Linked DNA regions of Homo sapiens: regions 1, 2 and 3 are each linked to region 4. A link is a contact called in ENCODE Hi-C or POLR2A ChIA-PET data. All regions are on one chromosome and are shown on one strand. Each heading gives the region's core, a stretch centred on a gene start or an enhancer-like site at or near the end of the contact. The rest is flanking DNA. Distances are from core to core; before and after follow the strand shown.

Region 1 (5,989 bases), core at 2,265-4,764, 850 kb before region 4:
TGAAACCCGTCGGTCCTGGGCCTTTCTCGCCAGCTCACTCCCAATTGTAGGGCCAAGGTCCTTGAAACTGCGGCGCCTGAATGGCTAGGGTAGCTCGACTCCCTCCCCCAACACCCTCCTGGCCTCAGGCCCCGGGCTGCGCCCCCACGGCTGCCAGGCTCTGCCAGTCCCACTGCCCCAGTTGGCACGCGGCGGGCCGGGCTGACGCGTGGCAGCGCCCTGCGGCAGATGAGGCACGCGCCGGCCTCATTTCAATGTGAATGGATCGAATGGAGCAGCCATGTGGCAGCAACAGTTTGCAAATCTCCACGCCTTCTGTGCAGCTCCCCGGCCGCCGCTCCCTGCACGTGGCCCCTTCTCCGCAGCGACCGCAGCGGCGCCCCTCAAGGCTTAAGCGCCCCGCCCAAGCCAGGCCTGCTTCCCCGCCCCTGGTCTGCCCAGCAGGCACGGTGGCCCGGCCCCCACCGCGCTCCTACCCGGGTGCAGTGTGCCCCGCGAAGAGCGCCGTCCCCTGAGAGGGGGTTGGGGAGAGGAGAGGCAAAACCGCGCTGAAGGTCTCGGAGCTGCGCCTGCGGCCGTGGGGAGGGCACAGAGGCTACGCTGCGGGGGAGGAGTCCCGAGGCTCTACGAGGCTCCTGTTGCGCCCCAATAACCTGGGGTCAGCTTGGGGACACCGCTGGAAGGCGACCTTAGCGCTTCCCGGTCCTCAGTGCCGGTTCTTATGGCTGGAGGACTATGCGCAATGGCCAAGCGTAGGGGGACAGCAGAAGCAGAAGGCCTCTAGGGGCAGAGGCGGTGGGCCTTTCATGAAGCCAGGCCTCGACCCTGCGCCCGCTTCCGACGTTGGGGAGTGTTGAGGGTGCGGGTCGAATTGAGGAACCCTGGGCCTGCGGAGGGTCAGTGGTCTTTCGGACTCTGGGTCTATCTGTGCACCCTTTCCATGCTGTTGTGGAGGGTCTGCGTCAGGGGCGGGGGCAGCCGACTTCGATGGGGGTCCAGCCCCACGGTGATCGGTGGCCTCCCATCCCAGGACCACGCGTGTAGCGTTCTTCCGCCCGCAAGTCCGAAAGTCCCGAGTGGGAGAAGAAGGAAGGCGCAGCCCCAGTTTTGGGCTGACAGAAACACTTGCGGCCTTCGCACTGGGCTCCCCACCCGCAGCATGACCCTCTCCTGCTCAGCAAATGTGGGCAAAGCTCGACCGCAGCGTGTGGGAGCGCTCGTAGGTACCCAGGGCCAAGGGTGGCAGTGTCCTAGCCCGGGAATGAGCTTCTGGGACAGCGCCTCCGCAAATAGGTGTTTCATGAATGTCTTTTGATGCTGAGAATTTAACCCTTTCCTCTTCTGGTCAGAGCCTTTCTAGATCTCTGGGATCTCCTGGGTGCTGCCTCTCTGAAGATAATAATCCCAACTTTTGTTTGGTCCTTGATAATTTGCAAAGTACATTTGGGCACATTAGTCTGGGCGTGTATGAGGGTAGAGAGTGTTCCAGATTTTCCAGTATTGGGAGAGATGCCTTGTGTGGGACTAGATGTCTCCCTTGAGGGTCAGGTAAGCAGGACCAGCGCCAGAAAAGGAGGATGTTTTTATTAACTCCTGGGCCAGGATTTGGAGTTGAGAGAGGACAGGGCTAGGTAGGGCTGGATGCCAGCTTGGAGGGGAGCAAGGGGCACCCGCTGGCATCTTAGAGAGGCAAGTCCAGGGATCCATAGGGTATAGGCGGAGAGAAGATCTGGGAGCCCACTTGCCAGGATCGCCGGGAGGCACGCCCCGGACTCCCCCTCCCTCGGGCCTGGGACTCCGCCTGCCCATAACCTACATTAACTCCCGAGCGCAGCCTGGGCCCATCTGCCGCCCCGCCCCACCTCGGTTCCCCACGCCAACCCGCTCGCGCCAGATGGTGGCTGGGAGGGGTGGCCGTGCGTGGGGGACCCCGGAGCCCGTCTCCTCACCTCGCCCCTCCCCCAACCCACGCTCCCAACCTCTTGTTTCTCATCCTTCCCCCCCCCACCACACCCGTCCCCCAGTCCTCCACCACCACCACCCAACTCAAAAAAAAAAATCAGACCATGCTCGGCATTGGCAGCTGTTGGGCTTCTCGCCGCTCCCCCACCCTTACCGCCTCCCCCGGGTTCGCGCCGCGTCCCGGCTCCCCCCCCGCGCTGATCTTACCGCCCGACTACAGCCATCACCTCGCGGGCGGGCTGACAGCTGAAGCCACAGGGCCCCCGCTGCCCTCGGCGTCGCAAAGAGAGAGCTCCCCGGCACCCCTGAGACTGGGAGAAGCCGGCCCTCCCCGGTCTGCGGTCTCCGGGGATCACGCCGGGTTCCGAGAAAGCAGCTGCGCTGCTGCCGCTTGGAGGAGTGGGGCCACCCAGGGGACCCTCTCGGGCGAGACTTGGGAAGCCGCCTGAAACTCAAACAGCTCCGCAAGCCTCCAGTTCCACCCCACATCCCGCCTTATGAGGCGAGGACCCGGGCCGACCCGGCCTCAGTCCCTCACCTTGATTCTCCAGTGGCCTGAGCCAACTCTGGCGTCAGGAGAGTTCCTCCTTGCCCCAGCTGAGCGACAGGGCGCGGCCGGGGGCTTGGGGCTGCTGGGGTGGGGGGAGGCAGTGGGCGCAGGAACTGAAGCTGGACTCAGGTGAGGGGACGCGCTGGAGGCGGGGCCAGAACCTCATTACCATACAGCTGAGGACGCGCCCCCCTCCTACCTCCGGGACCACGCCCCGCCCTCCCCCACCTCAGGGACCGCGCGTCTGGGTCTCTGGCACGCGCCAAGCCCTGGCAGGGGGCAGAAGGGAGAAGGCACGCGCTGGGCACGCCCCCCCTTAGCTAGAGAGGGAGACGCCCAACAGGTGCACAGAGAGGGCCCCGAGCCTTAGACCCTTAGCCCCTAGCCTTGCTCAGAGTGGCCACAGAGAGGTTAACGCTTCTGCTGGCTTCCCTGCTGCGCTGGGGACGCGTGGTGGGTGGGCACTCATAGGTTGGGGGCCGTTGAGACAAGGGCTCCAGAAGCTCCAGGAAGGAAAAGGAGATCGGATTTCCCTAGCGCTGGTTTTTGCATTCCGGGCTTAAGTTCTTTTTACCTGCTTTGGAACACTAGGTAACTAGCGCCTGCTGCGGATGCACAGCCTACAGGGACTGCCTAGTGTCTCCGCCCCCAAGACCATCCCCGAACCACCCACTCACCTCCTGCCCCATTACCGGGCAACCCCTCTATCCTCCGGCGGCCAGGGTCTCAGCCCTTAACCCCGCCATCACGGAGGACTGGTCACCTCGGCACGCGCAGAGCTGGGGGACCTAGAGGTTGGGAGCGGCACGGAGGGGCGGGGACCTGCGCCCGACTGGCTGACGGGGAGGGGGGAGCGGCGGGGGCGGAGGCCCCCTCCGGGCGGCGCTGGGACTGTAGCAGCTAGAGGCCGGGAGGGGAGGGGAGAATGACCATGAGTCTGAGTGACAGGCGGCGAGGAGAGGAGCCAATATATATAAGGAAGGCCCCCAGCGCGCAGGTTTCAGTAGCGGCGCTGCGCGCAGGCCGGGAACACGAGGCCAAGAGCCGCAGCCCCAGCCGCCTTGGTGCAGCGTACACCGGCACTAGCCCGCTTGCAGCCCCAGGATTAGACAGAAGACGCGTCCTCGGCGCGGTCGCCGCCCAGCCGTAGTCACCTGGATTACCTACAGCGGCAGCTGCAGCGGAGCCAGCGAGAAGGCCAAAGGGGAGCAGCGTCCCGAGAGGAGCGCCTCTTTTCAGGGACCCCGCCGGCTGGCGGACGCGCGGGAAAGCGGCGTCGCGAACAGAGCCAGATTGAGGGCCCGCGGGTGGAGAGAGCGACGCCCGAGGGGATGGCGGCAGCGTCCCGGAGCGCCTCTGGCTGGGCGCTACTGCTGCTGGTGGCACTTTGGCAGCAGGTAACACGTCCCGCGCCCTCTCCGTCCCCTCTGCCGCGCTCTGGGCCTCAGCCCCGGGCACCAGCTGAGCTGACCGGTCCCCTCCCTCCTTCCCTCGGTCCCTGTGCAATAGCGCGCGGCCGGCTCCGGCGTCTTCCAGCTGCAGCTGCAGGAGTTCATCAACGAGCGCGGCGTACTGGCCAGTGGGCGGCCTTGCGAGCCCGGCTGCCGGACTTTCTTCCGCGTCTGCCTTAAGCACTTCCAGGCGGTCGTCTCGCCCGGACCCTGCACCTTCGGGACCGTCTCCACGCCGGTATTGGGCACCAACTCCTTCGCTGTCCGGGACGACAGTAGCGGCGGGGGGCGCAACCCTCTCCAACTGCCCTTCAATTTCACCTGGCCGGTGAGCACAGCCTGGGCGCACTGGGAGGTCGCAGAAGCCGAGAGAGGAGGCGCCCTGGGACCAAAGCCCCCTCCCCAGATTTCCTTGTACACACACCCCCACCCCCAAAAAGCCCAGGATGCATTCTTTCCTGGCTCTTCCCGACTCTCTCCTGAGACTGATCCCAGAAAAGGCTCTCACCAGTCTCCGTCTTCCCAGTTTATGTCCTCCCGTCCCCAGCTCTTGGGACACGATTTTCATTACCTACCACTCTGGGGCGGTACCCTACCACCCCCTCCTCCAGTGGCTCTCCCTTACACTCTCCCGTCTCTCAACCCTCCCTCTACCGGGGGTTCTCCTCTCGCCTTCCCTGCTCAAGCGCTACACTGTGCACAGCCCCGTTATGTTGACCCGGGCGCAGTAACTGAATCCTGCAATTAGATTAATTAAACAGGCTGCCGCAAGGCACCCCCACCTCTCCCCGCTTGCTCATCTCGCCATCTCTCCGTCCCCCCACCCCCTTTCCCAGGGTACCTTCTCGCTCATCATCGAAGCTTGGCACGCGCCAGGAGACGACCTGCGGCCAGGTGAGTAGCTCGCTCCGCCACCACAGGGGGGCGACACGGCGCAGCGCCGAAAGAGTTAATCTGTTCTAGGCGGGGGAAGTGCGGGCTTGGGGGTGGGAGGCAGGACGCTTAGCTTGGCCTGGAGCTGCGCCCCGCGCTGGACGCTCGGATTCCGCTCGCTGCCTGGACTCAGAGCACAATTGCGTTTCCTGCGGGTTATTTTTGGCGTGGGAACGCGGGGAGTACGGCGGTGAGAAAGGCTGAAGCTGCCAGCGCCGCTGACGGGCCCCTTCCTGTATTTTACACCTTTCGCGAATTCCGCTCCTTTGGAAAGGGAATAATGGCTTTGGGATGTTGTTCTGACACAGAGGAAAAGGATATTTCAGCAGCACAACAATTCTCACTTTGAAAAGGAAAAAAGAAAACCATTACCCACCTCTGGAGGCAGAACCCCTGAATGGGCACCAAAGGACCCCCTGCTCCCAGGGTCCTCTCTAGCCTGGGGAGCTTTTCTTTCTTTTTCTCTTTTTTCCATTTTGACCTCTTTTCCTCTTTCCCCTCCCTATCTGCCTCCAAGACCCTGGGATATCTTAACATCCTTCTATTGTCCCCTTTTTGAATACTATCAGGCCCCCTGCACATGCACACACGTAGGGCAGCTACGTAGCGGGGCTTTGGGTCCCTCTGGCCTGTTCTTGCTGGCAGGCGGGGGTCATCTGGATAACTGGGCTGATTGGTTGGCTGATCACCATCATCACAGCCAAGAAGGACATTGGCCAGCCGTCACTGGCACCCTTGGGGACTGGCGACCCTTCCCTGACCCGACCCTCTGCCCCCTCAGAGGCCTTGCCACCAGATGCACTCATCAGCAAGATCGCCATCCAGGGCTCCCTAGCTGTGGGTCAGAACTGGTTATTGGATGAGCAAACCAGCACCCTCACAAGGCTGCGCTACTCTTACCGGGTCATCTGCAGTGACAACTACTATGGAGACAACTGCTCCCGCCTGTGCAAGAAGCGCAATGACCACTTCGGCCACTATGTGTGCCAGCCAGATGGCAACTTGTCCTGCCTGCCCGGTTGGACTGGGGAATATTGCCAACAGCGTAAGCAGTCAAGCTCCCACCTGTGTGGAAGGGGAGGGTCCCCTGAGG
Region 2 (5,773 bases), core at 1,970-4,469, 540 kb before region 4:
TCAAAAAACAAAACAAAACAAAAGAAGGCGGTACTCTTACATTCTTTACCATAATACAGTAATTTTTTAAAAGTTAATTTAGAACTATTCTGTTATTTAGATGTCCTTGTATTTAGAAACTTAGATAAGTATTCTTCTATAGTTTTTTAAATTTAAAAGCTGTATACTTTTGCCACACTAGGAAAATTCAACCAGTGAATTTTGCAATTTAACCATAAAAACATTGATGAAATAACTAGAGCCTAAGTCAACTAGGAAGAAGGTGAGATGTTACATACAATTTTCGGTCAAATAAATAACCTATATTTTTACATTTTAAGGTCTATCAAGTGCTTATACAAATATTACTTGATATAACAACCATAACCTAATTTACAAATGAAGAAACTGAAGTTTAGAAGGTTAAGACACCTGCCCAAAGTCACACAGCTAGAAGGTAATGCAATCTGAACTAAGACCAGGCCTCTAGGGTAGGATGTTTGTAGTTTAGTGCAAGACCAAGTCTTATGCATCCAAACAGAACATAAAACAAGTCATCAGAGAGTCTAAGAAAAACCATTCTTTAAGTTAATCCAACAGGCAAAAGGAGAATTTTTAAAGAAAAATACATAAAACTGGAAAAAGAAAACAGCCCTTAATAGAGGCAAACATTATTTTTATTTTATTTTTGAGATGGAGTCTCACTCTGTCGCCAGGCTGGAGTGCAGTACCGCTATCTTGGCTCACTGCAACCTCTGCCTCCCGGGTTCAAGCAATTTATACTTTTAAAAGGTACCCAAGAAAGGAAAGTTTGTGAAACACCTGGAAAATAAGAGAATTAGAGAAACATTAAAGAAAAAAAAATTAAAGTCAGAAAAAAATACTAACATGAAGCAAAGAAAGCTTTGACTGGAGACAGCTGCAAACACTAAGATTCAAGATTAGGAAGGAAAAAAGTAAGGTCAGCATCAAGAGATGGGCTTCAAGGCTGACTGAGAAAAGGGACATTCATGGGGCTGACAAAATTTTCCTATCACAGCCATATTCCAACATACAAAGCAGCTCCAGTGATTTAGCTCTTAGACGGGCATATCCAAAATGTTACTGAGTACAAAGGACAACATCACTAGGTTAGACAAGTGCACGACAATCATAAAAATAACTCTAAGGCCGGGCACGGGGACTCACGCCTGTAATCCCAACACTTTGGGAGGCCGAGGCGGGTGGATCACCTGAGTTCTGGAGTTTGAGACCCGCCTAGACAATATGGTGAAACCCTGTCTCTACTAAAAATACAAAAATTAGCTGGGCGTGGTGGCACGCGCCTGTAATCCCAGCTACTCAGGAGGCTGAGGCATGATAATCCCTTGAACCCGCCTGGAGGTTGCAGTGAGCCGAAAATGCACAGTGATCAGGCCATTGCACTCCAGCCCGGACTCTGTCGCAAAAAAACAAAACAAGCCAGGTGCGGTGGCTCACGCCTGTAATCACAGCACTTTGGGAGGCTGAAGCGGGCAGATCACCTGAGATACGGAGTTCGAGACCAGCCTGACCAACATGGAGAAGCCCTGTCTCTACTAAAAATACAAAATTAGCTGGACACGGTGGCGCATGCCTGTAACCCCAGCTACTAGGGAGTCTGAGGCAGGAGAATCGCTTGAACCCGGGAGGCGGAAGTTTCGGTGAGCTGAGATGGCGCCTTTGCACTTCAGCCTGGGCAGAAGAGCAAAAACTCCGTCTCAAACAACAACAACAACAACAAACAAACAAAACTCTAGTTCTTCAAACTAGAACCTCAGCTTGCAGGGAACGTGTGGGGCCTCAGGCTAAGCTGTAAAGCCTTAGGTAACACTTAAAACTAGTAACTTAAGTTGACCTGGGAAAGCCTGCTACGACAAAAATATCCTGGTACTTGGGTACTAACAGCAGTCAGAATTCGGTTCTTCCTTATCTTATACGTGTTCTAACCAAACAGGTGTGAAGGGGTAAGGCAGGTGAAGCAGTAAGAACTGGTTCACCTGAGAGTAGGCACTAATTTAACGGGTGGCTTTTACCTTTTTTTTTTTTTTTTTTTGAGACGGAGTCTTGCTCTGTCACCCAGGCTGGAGAGCAATGCCGCGATCTCGGCTCACTGCAACCTCCGCCTCCCGGGTTCAAGCGATTCTCCTGCCTCAGCCTCCCGAGTAGCTGGGATTACAGGCACGCGGCACCACACCCGGATAATTTTGTATTTTTATTAGAGATGGGGTTTCTCCATATTGGTCAGGCTGGTCTCGAACTCACGACCTCAGGTGTTCTGCCCACCTCGGCCTCCCAAAGTGCTGGGATTACAGGCGTGAGCCACCGTGCCAGGCCTACCTTTTTAATCAAAACAAACAATACACCATGAGAATAAAATGCAAAATTTCTCATTTTTAAGACAAAATAAGGAACTTCAAATAAATGGCGGACCATAAGCTAGGAATTCACTGTCCTCCATCGTTAGGGCTTTTTCCTCCGAAGGAAGTTTGGGAAATCTGGATCCTAATTTCAGCCAAGTGGTGCGTTCCTCGAACTTCAGTCTAGAACTAAAAGAAGAGGGGCTGCAATGAAGGAAGAAGTCTCGGGACGCTCCACGCCACCCGGCGGCGGTTATCAAATCACAGGCTGAAAACCTGGAGAAAGGTCCGCGACGCCGGGGACACACGCCGCAGAGGCGACGCCCGCCCGGCCCAACGTCCAGTCTCGTCTGTTTCCCGAGGAGCCAATCAGCACGCGGCCCCGAGGCCGGCTCCCCAGCGCCCCCTGCGGCCGGGAGGAGGACGGCAGCCAGGAAAGATGAAGAGCGCGTGCAGTCCCCGAAGGGTACACCCTAGGGTTCCCCCCCACGCGAAGTTTCTCTCCGCAATCCGTGCCACCTATCGAGTAGGATTCCTAGTGTTCGATTCCTGTGAGAAAAGGTAGACTACGCTGCCTGTCGCAGGTTAGTTTGTTGTAAAACTGTTGGTCAATGACGTTGCCCTTTTAATTGCGTCGTTAGCGACCGAGTGGCATCGCCCCTTTAAGGCCGGTGGCAGCTGCGGTTCCGGGGGCGGGGTCCGTCTTCAGCAGGACTTGGGCTGGAGCTGGGCTGATTCATTCGGGGCTGGAACTCGAACGCTGACGTTGGCTCCTGAGCCGGGCGCTGCCTCGCGCCTGATTGGCGGGTCCTCGGGGCCGCCCTCCCCAGCGCACCACCCCTGGGTTCCCTCCCGGGTCCGCAGTGGAAACACTGCCCTCTCCCTTCTTGACCCCTAGCCCTTCCTTCCCTCCCTCCTTCCCTCCTGTCGCCGTCTCTTCTGGCGCCGCTGCTCCCGGAGGAGCTCCCGGCACGGCGATGGGTTCTCGGGCCTCCACGTTACTGCGGGACGAAGAGCTCGAGGAGATCAAGAAGGAGACCGGCTGTGAGTTCGGGTTGGGGGTGGGAACGCCGGGCGCCTCAGGCTGGCCTCACAACCAAGGGCGGCTGTCGCTAAGGTCTGGAGCTCGGGTGCCTGTGAGGTTGGGGGGTCCTGGGCAGCCTCCAGGTTTGGGGACCGAGAGCTGGAAGACCTGTTCTTCCAGCTGCAGCTTCCTGGAGCGGGGCTCTAGCTACTGTGGGGCTGTCCTTCCCTTCAAAATCGGGACTCTTGATCACTCGTAGAGCGTCGACGCCCCCCTTTTCTGCACCCTGCCCATCAAAGTCCCCGAACTCCTTTCCTTTCTGTTGCCTCGCACCACCCTTCCCTATGAAGAGGCATCCTGAACAGTAGGTAAAGCCCGAGAAGCAAATTCAGGAACTCGAGATGGATTCTGTAGAAAATCCGTTTCTGGGTAAGGACCTAAAACCTCTGACAACTATGGGAAATTACAAACAAGTTCTTGTCACAAATTGGGAAAACCACCCAGAAAGCAAGACCGTGTAGTAAGGCTTTGGGAGACATGACCCGATGCCTGGAGACCTTTAAACAATCAGGGGTCTGGGATTGTGAGACTTCTTTCAATCTGAACTTCTAGAGAAAAAACACGGATACTGTGACCACCAGTTTTTTACTTACACGACGATACTTGCTGTCCTAATCTCATATATGTATTGATTTCTACTATGCTGGTGTACTTTTTTATTCGCTATTGAAATTGGATGTGCTCCAAAAATCTCCGTGTGAATTTGTACTAGGAACTGATTTTTTTTTTTTTTTTTTTTGAAACGGAGTCTCCCTCTGTCAACCAGGCTGGAGTGCAGTGGCGTGATCTCGGCACACTGCAACTTCCGCCTCCCAGGTTCAAGCAGTTCTCCTGCCTCAGCCTCCCAGGTAGCTGGGAGTACAGGTGCCTGCCACCACGCTTGGCTAATTTTTGTATTTTTGGTAGAGATGGGGTTTCACTATGTTGGCCCGGCTGGCCTCGAACTCCTGACCTCAAGTGATCCACCCACCTCGGCCTCCCAAAGTGCTGGGATTACAGGTGTGAGCCACCGTGCCCTGCAGAACTGATTTTTTTTTTTATAGTCCAGTCTCTTCCTCATTAGTCTGAACAAAGGAGCAAAAGGACTCGGGATTCTGAAGCGCTGTAAAATACCATCATAACTTTGAATAGTCCTTGATAATGCAATGTATGATACAATTGTATTGATGCATACAATATTTTATCTTTTCAGTAAACCTTTATGATTCTTATTGAGTTAATGAAGGATGTAGCACCTGAGCTCTGTCTCTTCATCATACTTGTCTTTGATAATGACATGACCAGTAACTCACTCCGGCCCATATGCAGATAGTACTGAGGAGTGCTATGGGGAACTACAGAATTTTTCAGGCCTGTTTAAGTGCTGTTCTCTGCTTTGTGACAAGTTCAACTTTCTGGAGTTTTCAAGTTGGAAGGGATGTTTTCTAGCCCCACCCCTTTCTGGACTGGTTTGCTTCTTTCAGCCTCCCCTAAAATATGGCCCTTAAGCCTCTCTGTAAAGACATTTAATGATGGTAACCTCTCCACCTACCAAGGCAGTCCTTTTCACGATTTGAATGACCCAAAGTAGTTAGCTCTTTATAATTTGCAGTACTTGTTTGGCCACTGACTTACTCTGACCCTCGGAGTGGAGACGCAAGCAGTTTGGATTCAACAAGCATTTTATTACGTTTTGTGGCCATAACTTCTGGCCACATTTGTAATTAGTACTACTTTAGGTCTAGGGTGACACCGAATTAAAGTATTTGTGTTAAAGAGTCACATGGAGAAATAAGCAGAATCAAAGAGAAATAAATATAGAGTCACATAATGAGAAAGTGTAAACCATAGTGAAGATGCAAAAAGCCATTTTTGCTTCAGAATGAAGGGAGCAGTAATCCCATTCTGGTTTATATACATTTGACCAAATGGAAATGACCTGGATGGGATATTTTTACCATGTGGCTTGTGGACAAACAACTAAGTGCTCATGGAAAAGCTGTTTTCCCCATTGCCAAAGAGTGAGTCACTTGTGAGGGAGATTCTCTCCACAACCAGTGCAAATGTATGTATTGAGCCAGAATGCTTAGTGAAACAAGTGCTTACTGAATTTTTACAGTGTCTGTTCAGTACTGTGCTAGGTACTCAGAGCAGATGGTGACAAAAAACGCCCCCAACCTGGTTGGGGAGATAAGCCCAAGAGAGTTATGATTAGCATCATGACATAAGAAAGCTGAGAATTGTGTGTCATCCACCTTCAGAAATCAGGCAAGAGAGAGAGTCCTTGTGGGCTGTCCTCATGGAGGACAGGAATTGGGCCTTGATACATGGGTGGAGTAGATTTGGATAGATT
Region 3 (6,417 bases), core at 1,842-4,341, 720 kb after region 4:
TGCCTACACATAACTTCATTTATGTGGATGCAATGTAGTATGTACTCAGCACGTAGCAAATTCAAGTTTTGCTTTTCAGAAATTTGTGAATTTTTTTTCCCCAAATATTATCCATCCAAAGTTGGTAGAATCCATGGATGCAGAACCCATGGACGGATATGGAGGAACAATTGTATATGCAATACATAATATTTTTATAAAACCACAGTGGTTGCAAAATGCACACCCTCTTTTGCACCTTTTCTTTCTCACTATATGGGAGGTCACTCAATATTAGCACATATAGAGCTGGCTCATTCTTTCTAGCAAATTCATACATTTATTTAACCAATCCTTCACTGATGAAGACCTGGGAGCTTCTTGATAGTTTCTTTCAGATTAAAACATGCACAAACATGCACACACACACACACACTCGACTGTAGAGTTTCCACTAGTGATTTCACATGCTAGAGGTCCAAGTAGAGCATTCATATGTAACTTGTCTGCCCAGGTGCTCTTATTCATTGGGTACAGAAATTAATCCTAAACTCTCCACTAAGATACTCCCAATTACAAAACACACAATACATAGACTTCTCACTGAGCCATTCCTGGTCCCAGAACCAAGTCGTCTAGCATCTTCCATTCCTCTCAACTCTTGTAGAGCAGCCTTCAGACTACACGTGCACTAATCTAGATGTACAATAATCACTATTCATAGTCTTTCCTTTTTAAATATCTTCCTTTTAATCAAAACAATTGAGGCCGGGCACTGTGGCTCACACCTGTAATCCCAGCAATTTGGGAGGCTGAGGTGGGTGGATCACCTAAGGTCAGGAGTTCAAGACCAGCCCAGCCAACATGGTGAAACCCCGTCTCTATTAAAAATACAAAACGTTAGCCAGGCATGGTGGTGGGCACCTGTAATCCCAGCTACTCGGGAGGCTGAGGCAGGAGAATCACCTGAACCCAAGAAGCGGAGGTTGCAGTGAGCTGGGATTGCGCCACTGCACTCCAGCCTGGGCGACAAAGCAAGGCTCTCTCTAAAAAAAAAAAAAAACAACACACACACACACACACACACACAATAGGTTCTGAACTAGCCTGATCAGATTCGTTCACACCCTCTACCTCCTGCCAGGCCATTTTTTATTATTTTTTAATTTTTTTTTTTTGAGATGGAGTTTCGTTTTTGGAGTACAATGGCACAATCCTGGCTCACTGCAACCTCCGCCTCCCAGGTTCAAGCGATTCTCCTGCCTCAGCCTCCCAAGTAGCTGGAATTACAGGCATGTGCCATCATGCCCAGCTAATTTTGTATTTCTAGTAGAGACGGTGTTTCTCCATGTCGGTCAGCCTGGTCTCAAACTCCTGACCTCAGGTGATCCGCCCGCCTCGGCCTCCCAGAGTGCTGGGATTACAGGCGTGAGCCATCGCGCCTGGCCCCTTCCAGGCCATTTTAAAGTTCTCCTCGAAAACCATCTAGTATTTCTAATTAAAGGGCTCCTACTATCTTCTAGACTCAAGAGTTAACTCTAGGCATGGCGCGGTATTGGCAAATGTGTAGTAGATACTAAATAAATTCTAGTTGCATCTGAAAATTGTCTTTCATTATTTCATTCACGACCAAACTTGAGAACGGGGCTTAAAGCAAATTTTAAGATTTCCCATGCTATTTACAACAGTACTAAGCTCTTAATAAGCACTCAAAAGTTATCTGTGGGCCGGGCGTGGTGGCTCAAGCCTGTAATCCCAGCACTTTCAGAGGCCAAGGTGGGTGGATCACCTAAGGTCAGGAGTTGGAGACTAGCCTGGCCAACATGGTGAGACCTCGTCTCTACTAAAAATACAAAAATTAGCCGGGCGTGGTGGTGGTGCACGCCTGCAATCCCAGCTACTCGGGAGGCTGAGGCAGGAGAATCTCTTGAAACTGGAAGGCGGAGGTTGCAGTGAGCCAAGATCCCGCCACTGCACTCCAGCCTGGGCGAAAGAGCGAAACTCCGTCCTAAAAAAAATAATAATAATAAAAATAAATAAAAATACAAAAAATTAGCCAGGTATGGTGGTGGGTGCCTGTAATCCCAGCTACTGGGTAGGCTGAGGCAGGAGAATTGCTTGAATCCAGGAGGCGGAGGTTGCAGTGAGCTAAGATCGCGCCACTGCACCCCAGCCTGGCAACAAGAGCGAAACTTTGTCTCAAAAAAAAAAAAAGAAGTTATTTGTGCTTTGAATAAACTGGATATAAACCATTATGGTGGATACAGCACTTATTTGCTAGGTAAGAGAACTTCGCTTACCTAGGATGACAGTCTCAAGTTGCTAAAAGCCACGGATATCTCAAACTTCTCAATAAGATGCCTTAATCTTACTCTCAAAGATGATTACACAACAAATTGAAAGGGGAAGAGGATGTAAAGCATTTCCTCTCCACAATTATACACCGAGATTCGGACTAAATATTAAACGGACACAGTAAGCTGTTGTTACTATTTGTTATTAGTTGTTATTATCAAGACGCATCCCACAAGGAGAGAAACGAAAGGAGGAAAAAGAACGGAGGTTGTCAGTCGCGAGAGGTTGAAATGTGTCCCTGGCCTGAGACCTACGGGCTTTAAGGACCAGGGTCTTTGGACTCCCTGCCCAACTGGGGACGAAGGAGGTCAGTGGCTTCCCCTAAAGGTCAAGGCTTTGGAGCCACGTTTCCTTCTGGGGCTGGGAGCAGAGCTGGAACGCCCCCGCGAAAATCCGTACCCCGAAGCCAGCAGCACCGCCTGCCCATAAACCCGCGCCGGCTCTGGGAGAGTGGACCACCAGGTTGCCCCTGAGCCGCAGCCTGCAGGAGTAGAAACCCGGTGGTGTCTTGCAGCCCCACAACCTCCCTAAGGGGCAGACGACCAGGACCCTTGGGCTCCGATACGCTCAACGCAGGCCGGCCCGTCGATACTCACATTCACAGCCAACCCCTCTTACTCCATCAGGCCGCCGAGAGCCAGGCGAGGGAGCTCCCTGACGCCTCAGACGCCCCCTTCAGTTTTGGGTCCGGGAGCCTGCTCCGGACCCGCTCCCCGCCGGGCCCCGCCACAGCCGCCGCCAACGCGCAGGCGCACACCGAAGCCGTCACGCTCGCTTTTTTTTCCTTTGCCGTCCGCAGTTCTCAATAATCTAGCTTTATTTGAACACAAGAGAGTGAACAACGGACACACAGGAAGAGGTTTTTCTCAAAAAGAATGGAGGAAGAACAAAGGCAGGCCCGCTTGCGGGAGAGTCAGTACGCAGCGTTGGACGCTATGAACAGCCTCCCTGGTCCCTTTTTCATTCTCCTTGTTTCTCCTTGTTCTTTCCCGGCCTCCCTGTAGCTCCTACTCTCTTCCTTGGTGTCCCGCCATTTCCTTTAGTCAGTGGCAACTGTTCGGGCTACATTTTGAAAACACTCCTTCCTTGTAAAACTTTCTGAAGTTGAATGGAAGGTGCAAGAGCTTTAGAACAGCCAGACCTGAGTTTCAGATCTTGGACTAGCTACGAATAATTTGTGACTTTGGGTAAATTACAATTCTTCTTGGAACCTCAGGTTCTTGAGTTAAAATTAGGATAATGTTATCTCACAGGGTGTTGCTAGGATTAAATAACATAGGTCAAGTGTTTATCTATGAATGCTGCCTATCACAGAGCAGACATTCCATAATACTGACTTTATTCTTACTCATGCCTAAGGTATTTATAATATTTTTTAAGTAGAGACGGGGTTTCACCATGTTGCCCAGGCTGGTCTCAAACTCCTCGGCTCAAGTGATCTGCCTGCCTTGGCCTTCCAAAGTTCTGGGATTGCAGGTGTCAGCCACCGCGCCCAGCCTACATTTATTATTTATTTATTTAGTTAGTTAGTTAGTTAGTTATTTTGAGATGGAGTCTTGCTCTGTCGTTCAGGCTGTAGTGCAGAACCGCTCTCTTGGTTCACTGCAACCTCCACCTTCCGGGTTCAAGCGATAATCCTGCCTCAGCCTCCCAAGTAGCTGGAATTACAGACGTGCACTACCACGCCCAACTAATTTTTGTATTTTTAGTAGAGATGGGGTTTCGCCATATTGGCCAGGCAGGTCTCAAACTCCTGACTTCAAATGATCCGCCCACCTCGGCTTCCCTAAGTGCTGGTATTACAGGTGTGAGCCACCGCGCCCGGCCGCCTATATTTATTATTAAACTTAGCCCATACCCATTCCCTCAGAAACCTAATTTTAGTGACTAAGACTATCAGATAAATGAAATGACATTCAGGTTGATAATTATGTGGAGTGTCCCTCCTATATTATTGAGATTATAACATCTCTGTTTAACAAGACCTTCAACGTCTCAAATAAAAGTAAGCAGCGGTGGGGCACAGTGGCTCACGCCTGTAATCCCAGCACTTTGGGAGGACGAGGTGGGCAGATCATGAGGTCCAGAGATCGAGACCATCCTGGCCAACATGGTGAAACCCCTTCTCTACTAAAAACACAAAAATTAGCTGGGCGTGGTGGTGCGTGCCTGTAGTCCCAGCTACTCGGAAGGCTGAGGAAGGAGAATCGCTTGAACCCGGGAGTCGGAGGTTGCAGTGAGCCGAGACCTCGCCCCTGCACTCCAGCCTAGCGACAGAGCGAGACTGCGTCTCAAAAAAAAAAAAAAAAAAAAAAAGAGAGAGAAAAAAGAAAGGAAGCGGCTATATTAACCTCTTCTATGTAAATCCAGATTTGTTCTAGAGGTTTAGGAAACTTCCAATTCCGTGTTTGTGACATCACAAGTCCTTGAAACACTCAAGGGTTGTGGTACGCTGCTCATTCTATTCTCCTTCAAAGGCATGCAATGGAGGAACTATTTTACCCTATAAACTCTGGGCCATCATTCAGGGAAAAGCCTGTAGAAGACCACAGTCAGATATTGGTGAGTGCCAAGGTAACGCTAGATTATGGTTTCTCAACTTTGGGATTACTGACATTTTGGAACATATACTTTTTTGTCAGGGGTATCCTGTGCATTATAAGATGTTTAGCAGCAGACTGGGAGCAGTGGCTCACACATGTAATCCTATAACTTTGGGAGGTCAAGGGAGGCAGATCGCTTGAGTCCAGGAGTTTGAGACCAGCCTGGGTGACATGGTGAAACCGTGTCTCTACAAAAAATGCAGAAATTAGCCGGCAGTGGTGGTGCACACCTGTAGTCCCAGCTACTCAGGAGGCTGAGGTGGGAGGATTTGAGCTGCAAAGGTAGAGGTTGCAGTGAGCTGACATCACACCATTGCACTCCAGCCTGAGCAACAGAGCAAGACCTTCTCTCTCTCTCTCTCTCTCTCTATATATATATACATATATGTGTGTGCGTGTGTGTGTATGTATGTTTAGCAGCACTGTTGGACACGATGCTAGTAGTACCCACCCCCGTTTCCCTGTCATCACAATAAAGCATCTCCAGACATTGCCAAATATCCCCCGGAGGACAAAATCGTCCCTGGTTGAGAACCACGGAATTATATCAATGACCATCACAACCCTAAATGAACTAATGAACTCAACCATACATTTTCTCCACCTCTGCCCTCAACAAGTGACTGCTGCTTGAGAAATTTACACAGGAGGGCAGAAAATGGTGAGTTCATTTTTGCCCATATTAAAAAGGCCCTCAATATTGCTTACCAGTCCTACAACATTCTTCTGTCAACTTGTTGTATTACTTTCTACAATATTCCAAATCTTCTCAGCTTTCCTTTAAACTCCCAATACCACCTCCTTTTCTATCAGAAGATGACCCCATCTTCAACTTCACAGAGAAAACAAGTCAGCAAATGAGAACTTTAACTTCCTGTTACTAAACATACAGAAACATACTTCCTCTCATAATTGGGGAAATATCTCCTCTCTCTCTCTTTCTCCCTCCCTGCCCTCTTCCAAAACCATTATTCTTACCAGTGTTTCGAACTGCCTCTAAACTGCCTCTATTCTTACCCTTTCAAGATCTTTGCCTACTGACTATCCCTTCTCTTCCTTTATTCAACCATTTTTTTCTCAGTTGAATCTTCCCTACCATGCTCAAGTTTCTCCTGTCTTAATTCTAACAAAAATCAAAAAAACAAAAACAAAAAATCTTGATCCTTCATCATTCTCCCTCCTTCCTCCCTGTCAAGGCCAAACTTTCCAAAAGCATTCTACAACTTGTCCCCATCTCTACATCTCCCCCACCTCCAAACTACTAAGTTGTTTTTTTCAACCCCAGCATTCCAACAAACAGCTTTCACTGAGATAATCAGTGACCTCTGTGTTATGAAATTAAAAAAAACATTTCTCAGGCTTCATCTTCCTTGATCCCTTAGGAATAGACTACTTACTCCTTGAAGCACTTTTTTTTTTTTTTTTTGAGATGGAGTCTGGCACTGTCGCCAGTGATAGACATTATGATAGTAATGTAGCT
Region 4 (6,470 bases), core at 465-2,964:
TGGCCATGAGTGATCAGGTGAGAAAACCGTTAGCGGACACCAGAATGATCTGGAGAGGATTAGGGACGGCTCTTGTGGGCACATTTTTACTCTAGTTTCATGGGTGGAGATGGCATCTGCCGTGGTCTGCAGCATGCAAGTAAAGACACCAGGTGGCACCATTTATTAGCTTTCAATCCCATGGAGAGGTCCCATCATGTAACTACCAAGAGGTTGAAGGAACCAACTACCTCTTGCATATTGTAGCTAATGGTTCTTGCCTTCTTCTTCCAGACTTGGGAAATAAATTTGAAAATCGTATTTTCTGTTTCATAATATTTGCAGTGCATGGTTGAAGGGAAGAAGGCCACGTGCTATTGCCAGTTGGTCTCCAGGAGGTGACATCCATCATCTCCATGTCAACTTGTGAGCTTTACAAATCTAATTTTCAGTACGTGGCTACAGTATACACAAGAAAATATGTGCTTTGCCACTTGGCTCTAAAGGCTCACCGTTGTACACAAGCAATGAGTTTAGGGGTTCTTCCCTCTTGTTATCACATGTCATCTCCACAGGGTTTCAAAAGATCTGGATAGGGTGAGACAGACACACCAGTGTAGTACTCCCTTGGGTCCCTTGTCTTTGGCTTAGGCTTTTTCATAAGGTATAATAATTTGTTAGAGGTTCTTCCCTCTTGCAGACACATGTCATCTCCACAGGGATTCAAAAGATCTGGATAGGGTGAGACGGACACACCAGTGTACTATTCCCTTGGGACCCAAGTCTCTGGCTTAGGCTTTTTCATAAGGTGATTTCTTGTGGTAGTAGTCAAGTGGAGAATACTCAGGAAATACTATTTCATGTAACATTTCCGTGTATTCCCTCTGCCTCCCCCGACATGAGTTAGAAAACTACCCCTCGATCTAGTATCAGCAAGCTCGACAGTGACCTCAGCAAGGAACAGCCCTAGATAAAAGGATTCATAAGTAAATGGAATGAGGAAAAGATCTGGAGCAACAAAGTCCTGGTCAGCTTTAGGTGAGGAAGCACAATGGGATGTTGGAGGCTAAAGAAGCCATGAAACCTAAAGTATTATAACATAGCATATTCACTTCTCTTTCCCCCGCACGCCCAAAGCTCTGTTCAAGGCCACCCTTTCCCCTTTCATGATGACCAGGTTGCCCAGTGCAAAAATACTGTTCTTAGCTATTAAATTGCATTACTCAGAATAATCCTTTCCACGTTGAGTCTACGTGCCGGACTGGCTGCGAGCAGAAACTACTTCAGTCGCTTTAAATCTCAACACTTGTGGTCGCTGGGAGCAGAGCTTTTAGGCTGTAGCTCAGTCTTGTAATTCTGAGCTAGGAGTTTCAGCTACGGTCCCTCGGGCCTATCAGATGACAACCTTAACACCCTGGAGGCGTGGTTATCGTCTTGGGGCTCTGGGAAGTGCAGTTCCATGGGGGACCAGGCCTGATAATACCATAAAAGGCTTGGTTCTCTCAATTCTGAAGCCATGTTCTGTTGACCTTCCTCTAAAAGCGGTACCCGCAATTGTGCGGATTCCGTGGTTCCCTAGTCCCAAGCCGTCTGCTTCCTGGGCCCTTTCATTGGCTCCGCCCCCGTAAACCTTGCTCGTCCACTCTGGAAGCGCTCTCCTGACTACAGGCCGCGCCCCTCGCGTCGGCTCCGCCCACCCAGCCCGCGGCTTGGCCCAGGCGGTAGTTCGCGTTTTGAGCCGATCGTGCCACCATAGCTCCTGCTGCTGCCTCTACCGCTGCGGCTACCGCGGCGGAGCTGAAATTGCCGAACGCGATGCCCGAGGGCGCTGTGAGCGGGGTGGCCTTAGCTCGCCGAGGCTGGTGAGGCTGGGCCCGAACGGGGGCGCTGACGAGTAGCAGGGGCCTCAGAGGCGGGTGAAAGATAAAGGTCCAGAGCCGCTGTGGAGGGCGGAGAGCGAGCTCTGGAGGATAGGGAGTGGGGGAGGGAGGCTCCCGTGGCAGAACGAGTTGTGGGCTACGGCGAGCCCCGCCGCGTCCCCGCCGGCGCTAGCGCAGGTGTCCAGGCCTGCGGAAATCCCTGGTGGTCTCGGCGGCCTCCTCCCTTGGACACTACAGTTGCCATGGGAACAGTTGGGCATTAACGGGAACCAGATCGTCCACGAGACCAACTGGGGCCCATCCCATCCATCTCGCCAGTTAAACGCCTCTGGCGGGCGTGGGCCTGGCATTTCTTCGTGGCTTAGGATTTTCCCCCCCTTTTTCGTGAGCCTTTCCTTCCGACGTTGTAAGAAACTGTGCAGGGCTAGAAGGTGGGGATGAGGGAAATGGTGAGAGCAATACCCAGAGGTAAAAGCTGCAGACTTCGCTAGGCAGAAGGTAAGACACTGTGATACTAAGGTGGCTTCTGCCATCTCAGGTCAGTGAGAGGGCATACTGGGAAGCCCTCTGGAGTGGGAAGACAGTGCCGCTGTTGAGACAAGACCCAGGACTGGGCCGGGGACTGTCCCAAAGGGTTTCTCGTCATAATGGCTGTGGAAGGGTCAACCATTACCAGCCGGATCAAGAATCTGTTGAGATCTCCATCCATCAAACTGCGCAGGAGTAAGGCAGGAAACCGACGAGAGGACCTCAGCTCCAAGGTGAGTCCTGTTGGGATCCACCTCTTTCCAAACCCACCCTCTCCTGCTCCATGTTCCTCGTTAACCTTCCTGTTTCTTGGGAAAGATAACTAGAAGCCCTTGTTGACTCTAAAGGATCACATATGATCTCTGCAGGCAATGATTTGGTTTTAGGTTGAAGGAAAAAGAGCAGCAGGGGTGGGCATGCTGAGATTCATCCATGAGAAAAGGTGAATAGTAGGAAGACCACCTGGGTTCAATTGTGGCCTCACTATACACTAAGCATGTGCTTGGGAAGCCAGTTGATATGCTATGACTCAGTTTCCCTTCTTGGGAGAGGACAGTAGGAACACATACCTTGTGAAGGGCTAAGCTGTGACTAATGTAGCTGCAGGTGTTAACGTAACAGCTGGGGTTATGTAAGACTGTAGTGGCAGAAAGAAATATGCTAAAACACCTAGTCAGAGTTACTGGCTTGGTAATTGCTCTTGCCTACGGTGAAAACAAATTTTTTTTGTCTCTTCAAGAGGCTAACTGGAGCCTTTTGGCTTCTTAGGAATAACATGCAAGAAGCCAGATATCTGTCAGCAAAACAGTTCTGGATGGCCCTTGAGCATTGCTTATCTCATTCACTATATGCCAAGAGCCACATCCCACTCAGCTGCAGATGATCCTCAGAGGCAAAGTTCCTTTCCATCGCTTCACTTGTCTGTGTTTTGGTCCTTATGCTTTTTCAACTAAATAAACCCCACAACTTTGGGAATCCAGAAGTAGTCGACATTTATTTAATCCCTTGAGGGAATCCAGGGCTTTACTCCCACAGGATCAGATCAGATTTTGTGTCTTATTAGTAGCCTGTAAACCCAATAGGGTTGTGAGGTACAAGGTTGTTACAGGGAGAGGCATTTGAGACCACAGCATTGTATTGCTTTGCCTGTATCTCTTCAGTGATGAGTAAATCCCATGAGGAATGATTTAGAATGCCACTGTACAAATGGCAGGGTTCTGGGAGGACTTAGTTCAGCCCTGTGTTCCTTAGCAGAACTTTGAGTAGATTTGGTAAGAAGGTGAAGAGCTTTCCTGTATATTTCAGCAGAAGTTGTGTTGAATCACAGTTTGCTACAAGGTTTTGTGATGGTGGACATTGTGACCCTTCCAAGGTCTCTTATTCATCATTGTTTCTATTCTCCTGAGGCAGGCAAAGAAGCCTGAAATGTAGAAATTGCCTTAGATATGACTCTGTTCATTCTTAATACTGCAAGTGCTCTTATTCTTGGCTGGTAGCTTGGCAGTGACCAGCACTGTTAGAGCAATCTTCTCCAATCTTTGGCCTCTTTTTCTGGCCAGGAATGATATATGTAGTAGAAACATATAATGAGAGTTTAGCCTTCATTGTTAATTCTTACTGTAATTTTGGTCTGGAATCCAGAAAGTATAGTTGCCATTCTTTAAGACTTCCAATATCATCCATTATTAATGCATTTAACAAGTGTTTATTGAGTGCCTATGAAGTGTGCAATCAGTGATGGGTAAAACATTACCCTTGCCATCAAAGAGCTTATGGCTAGTCAGACATGTAAACAATTAAAACACGGTGTGGTAAGTGCTGCTGTAGAAGTATGTGTACGTTGTTAATGGAAGCACAGGGGAGGCGACCTAAGTCAGTTCAGAGGAATTAGGAAAGGCTTCACAGGCCAGGCATGGTGGCTCACCCCTGTAATCCCAGCACTTTGGGAGGCCAAGGCGGATGGATCACTAGGTCAGGAGTTCGAAACCAGCCTGGTCAAGATGGTGAAACCTCATCTCTACTAAAAATACAAAAATTAGCCGGGCGTGGTGGTGCATGTCTGTAATCCCAGCTACTCGGGAGGCTGAGGCAGGAGACTCGCCTGAACCCGGGAGGCTGAGGTTGCAGTGAGCTCAGATCCTGCCAGTGCACTCTAGCCTGGGTAACAGAGCAAGACTCCGTCTCAAAAAAAAAAAAAAAAGGAAAGGCTTCACAGAGGAAGGGATGCTTGAACTGTGAGTCCTAAGGCAGGTGGAGAAGAGCTCTCCAGGAAAACAGTGGAAAAGGGGCATCCCTGGCAAGACCATTTACCATTCCCTGTTTAAAATAGGAATTCAGTGCTTCAGACTGCTTTAGATGGCTTTGTCTGTCCTGAAGCTGTGTATGAAAGAAATACTTAGCTGAAGTTGAATGACCCTTGAATGGTCTGGCAGCAAAATGACTGGTGCATATCTTTAGCACCCAAGAGGAGTAGCTGTCTTTGTGCGCCCAGGACCCTAGAGATGCCAGACTCCCCACACTCCTTAGTAAAAGGTCTCTACCTGAGATTATTCTAAAAGCCTGCCTTGTGATTACTCTAGTGTATTAAGCTCTGTGAGTTGCTCTAACATGTGGTGGCTGTGAGTAATCATGATAACAGGAAATTTGTGATTCATGGATAGCTAATTCTCAAATAAAATTTGAAGACAAAAAGGTACATGCCCCTTTTGGGGGGCAAAGAAGGAAATGTCAGAAAGCTTTTATGCAGCTCTTACTTCAGATGGCCTCCTGCTTTGAATTATACTGTTCTTTCTATCTAAAGTAGCCTTCTCCTTTACACCAAATTGTACACTTATTTTTAGGTCCAATTCTGTATTTATCAGAGCCACAGGGCTTTCTGTGACTAGTCCCCCACCTTGAAACCAATATCTTATTGTTATTTTATGTATGTCTTCATTTCCTAAGGATCGGGGTCATGCTCTTTATTTCCTTTACATCACACCGTTTAGGACAGTGTAAGATAGGCAGTAAGTACTAAAAAAAATAAATGAGACTAATTTAAAGATGTCAAATATAGTGCGGGATAAACTTGGACATCCAGGTGAATAAAATAATCAGGAGGAATTTATGACCTCTTTAGAAGAGAGATCAAAACTACGATTAATAAAATGGTGACAAAGAAGTAGAGATGCAGCCTAATTAGGTGTGAAGAACATAAGAGAGAAGAAGTCCACGTATGCAGAAAGCAGTGCTCAGTAAAGGGTTCTTAATTCAGGGGAGACCTAGTTAAAAATATGGCTAAAAGCTGGTGTGAGAGAGCCAGTGGAGGTGGAGATTTAAGTTACATCAAAGAGTAGATGAGTGCTGAGATTTTTATTAAGCTTTTTCAGAGGGAGGGGAGTCTCTTCAGTGGAGTACATTGGAAAAGACTGATTTAAAGTTTTATGCTAAATCAGCTTAGTCTTGGTGAAGTGTGACTTGAAGTTATCAGTAAATACCCAAGTTCAAATCCTGTAGACTTGTCATTTCCTGCCTCTCATCTCTAAGTTGGGCTGTGTTTTCCTTAAGAAGCAAATGTATGTGTTCTTGATAGCTAACCCTCCTCCTCTGAAAGTTTCTGAAAGATTTTTATGTGGAGGGAGCTGGGCTTGTTTTCAAGGACAAAGGATAGAAATGGACCAAAGCCCAGCAGGCAAGATTTAAGTTAGGGTTACAAAAGGATTGTCTGTGCTGGAGGGTTGCTAGATTTTTAAAAAGTAACTGAAGGAGGTATTGAGATCGTCCTCCTCCTTAAGAGCCATTAATCTGATCTAGGTTATATTATTCCTTCTGGAAACAATGGGTAAGATGACTTTCTTCTAGTTGTGTTTTTTTAATTGTAAATCTAATTCTTCTTTCTCTATTTGTTTCCCCAAGTTTTTTTCCTGTATAGTTGTGTGGTGGTACTTCGAGCCTTTTGAGAAGTGACTCTAAGAAGAGTTTGGTTGGGTGGGTTTCATGAAGGAGAAAAAGTGGCAATACTCTAATTTCAGCTTTTGCTCAGTGTTTGAACGCATATATGATTTGGTATTGGGGAAACATACTCATTTTTTTCGAGACGGAGTC

The links. Hi-C counts contacts between places; a loop is a spot of excess contacts on that map. ChIA-PET counts read pairs that join two places held with the same protein, here RNA polymerase II (POLR2A). Pooled maps may share reads with other maps.
Region 1: a pooled map shows a loop between it and region 4 (1.9-fold over the local background). The contact joins the promoter of DLL4 here to the promoter of MAPKBP1 in region 4. A Hi-C loop is called at or near these places in 1 of 50 pooled maps. POLR2A ChIA-PET finds 5 or more read pairs at or near these places in 2 of 52 experiments (Caco-2 and WTC11).
Region 2: a map of gastrocnemius medialis shows a loop between it and region 4 (16-fold over the local background). The contact joins the promoter of CHP1 here to the promoter of MAPKBP1 in region 4. A Hi-C loop is called at or near these places in 1 of 168 maps with a recorded cell type or tissue (gastrocnemius medialis), 1 of 37 single-sample maps with no recorded cell type and 8 of 50 pooled maps. POLR2A ChIA-PET finds 5 or more read pairs at or near these places in 3 of 52 experiments (BJ, GM12878 and activated CD4-positive, alpha-beta T cell).
Region 3: a pooled map shows a loop between it and region 4 (10-fold over the local background). The contact joins the promoter of ZNF106 here to the promoter of MAPKBP1 in region 4. A Hi-C loop is called at or near these places in 3 of 37 single-sample maps with no recorded cell type and 7 of 50 pooled maps. POLR2A ChIA-PET finds 5 or more read pairs at or near these places in 1 of 52 experiments (GM12878).

Annotation. Positions count from the first base shown.
Region 1 is chr15:40,925,826-40,931,814 of GRCh38, forward strand. It overlaps DLL4 (delta like canonical Notch ligand 4), which reads left to right and starts at 3,515. Exons shown (of 11, transcript NM_019074.4): 1 at 3,515-3,909; 2 at 4,022-4,291; 3 at 4,800-4,857; 4 at 5,678-5,941. The coding sequence starts at 3,844. RefSeq lists an enhancer at 1-206 and silencers at 2,657-2,726, 3,320-3,409.
Region 2 is chr15:41,228,049-41,233,821 of GRCh38, forward strand. CHP1 (calcineurin like EF-hand protein 1) reads left to right here and starts at 3,220. Exons shown (of 7, transcript NM_007236.5): 1 at 3,220-3,401. The coding sequence starts at 3,335. It overlaps EXD1 (exonuclease 3'-5' domain containing 1), which reads right to left and starts at 2,709. Exons shown (of 12, transcript NM_001286441.2): 1 at 2,431-2,709. RefSeq lists a silencer at 2,734-2,793 and enhancers at 2,914-2,983, 3,004-3,063.
Region 3 is chr15:42,488,050-42,494,466 of GRCh38, forward strand. ZNF106 (zinc finger protein 106) reads right to left here and starts at 3,092. Exons shown (of 22, transcript NM_001366845.3): 1 at 2,931-3,092. It also overlaps a transcript of SNAP23 not described here. RefSeq lists enhancers at 2,565-2,754, 2,805-2,854, 3,155-3,264.
Region 4 is chr15:41,772,770-41,779,239 of GRCh38, forward strand. MAPKBP1 (mitogen-activated protein kinase binding protein 1) reads left to right here and starts at 1,715. Exons shown (of 31, transcript NM_014994.3): 1 at 1,715-1,841; 2 at 2,398-2,620. The coding sequence starts at 2,507. RefSeq lists an enhancer at 1,162-1,211.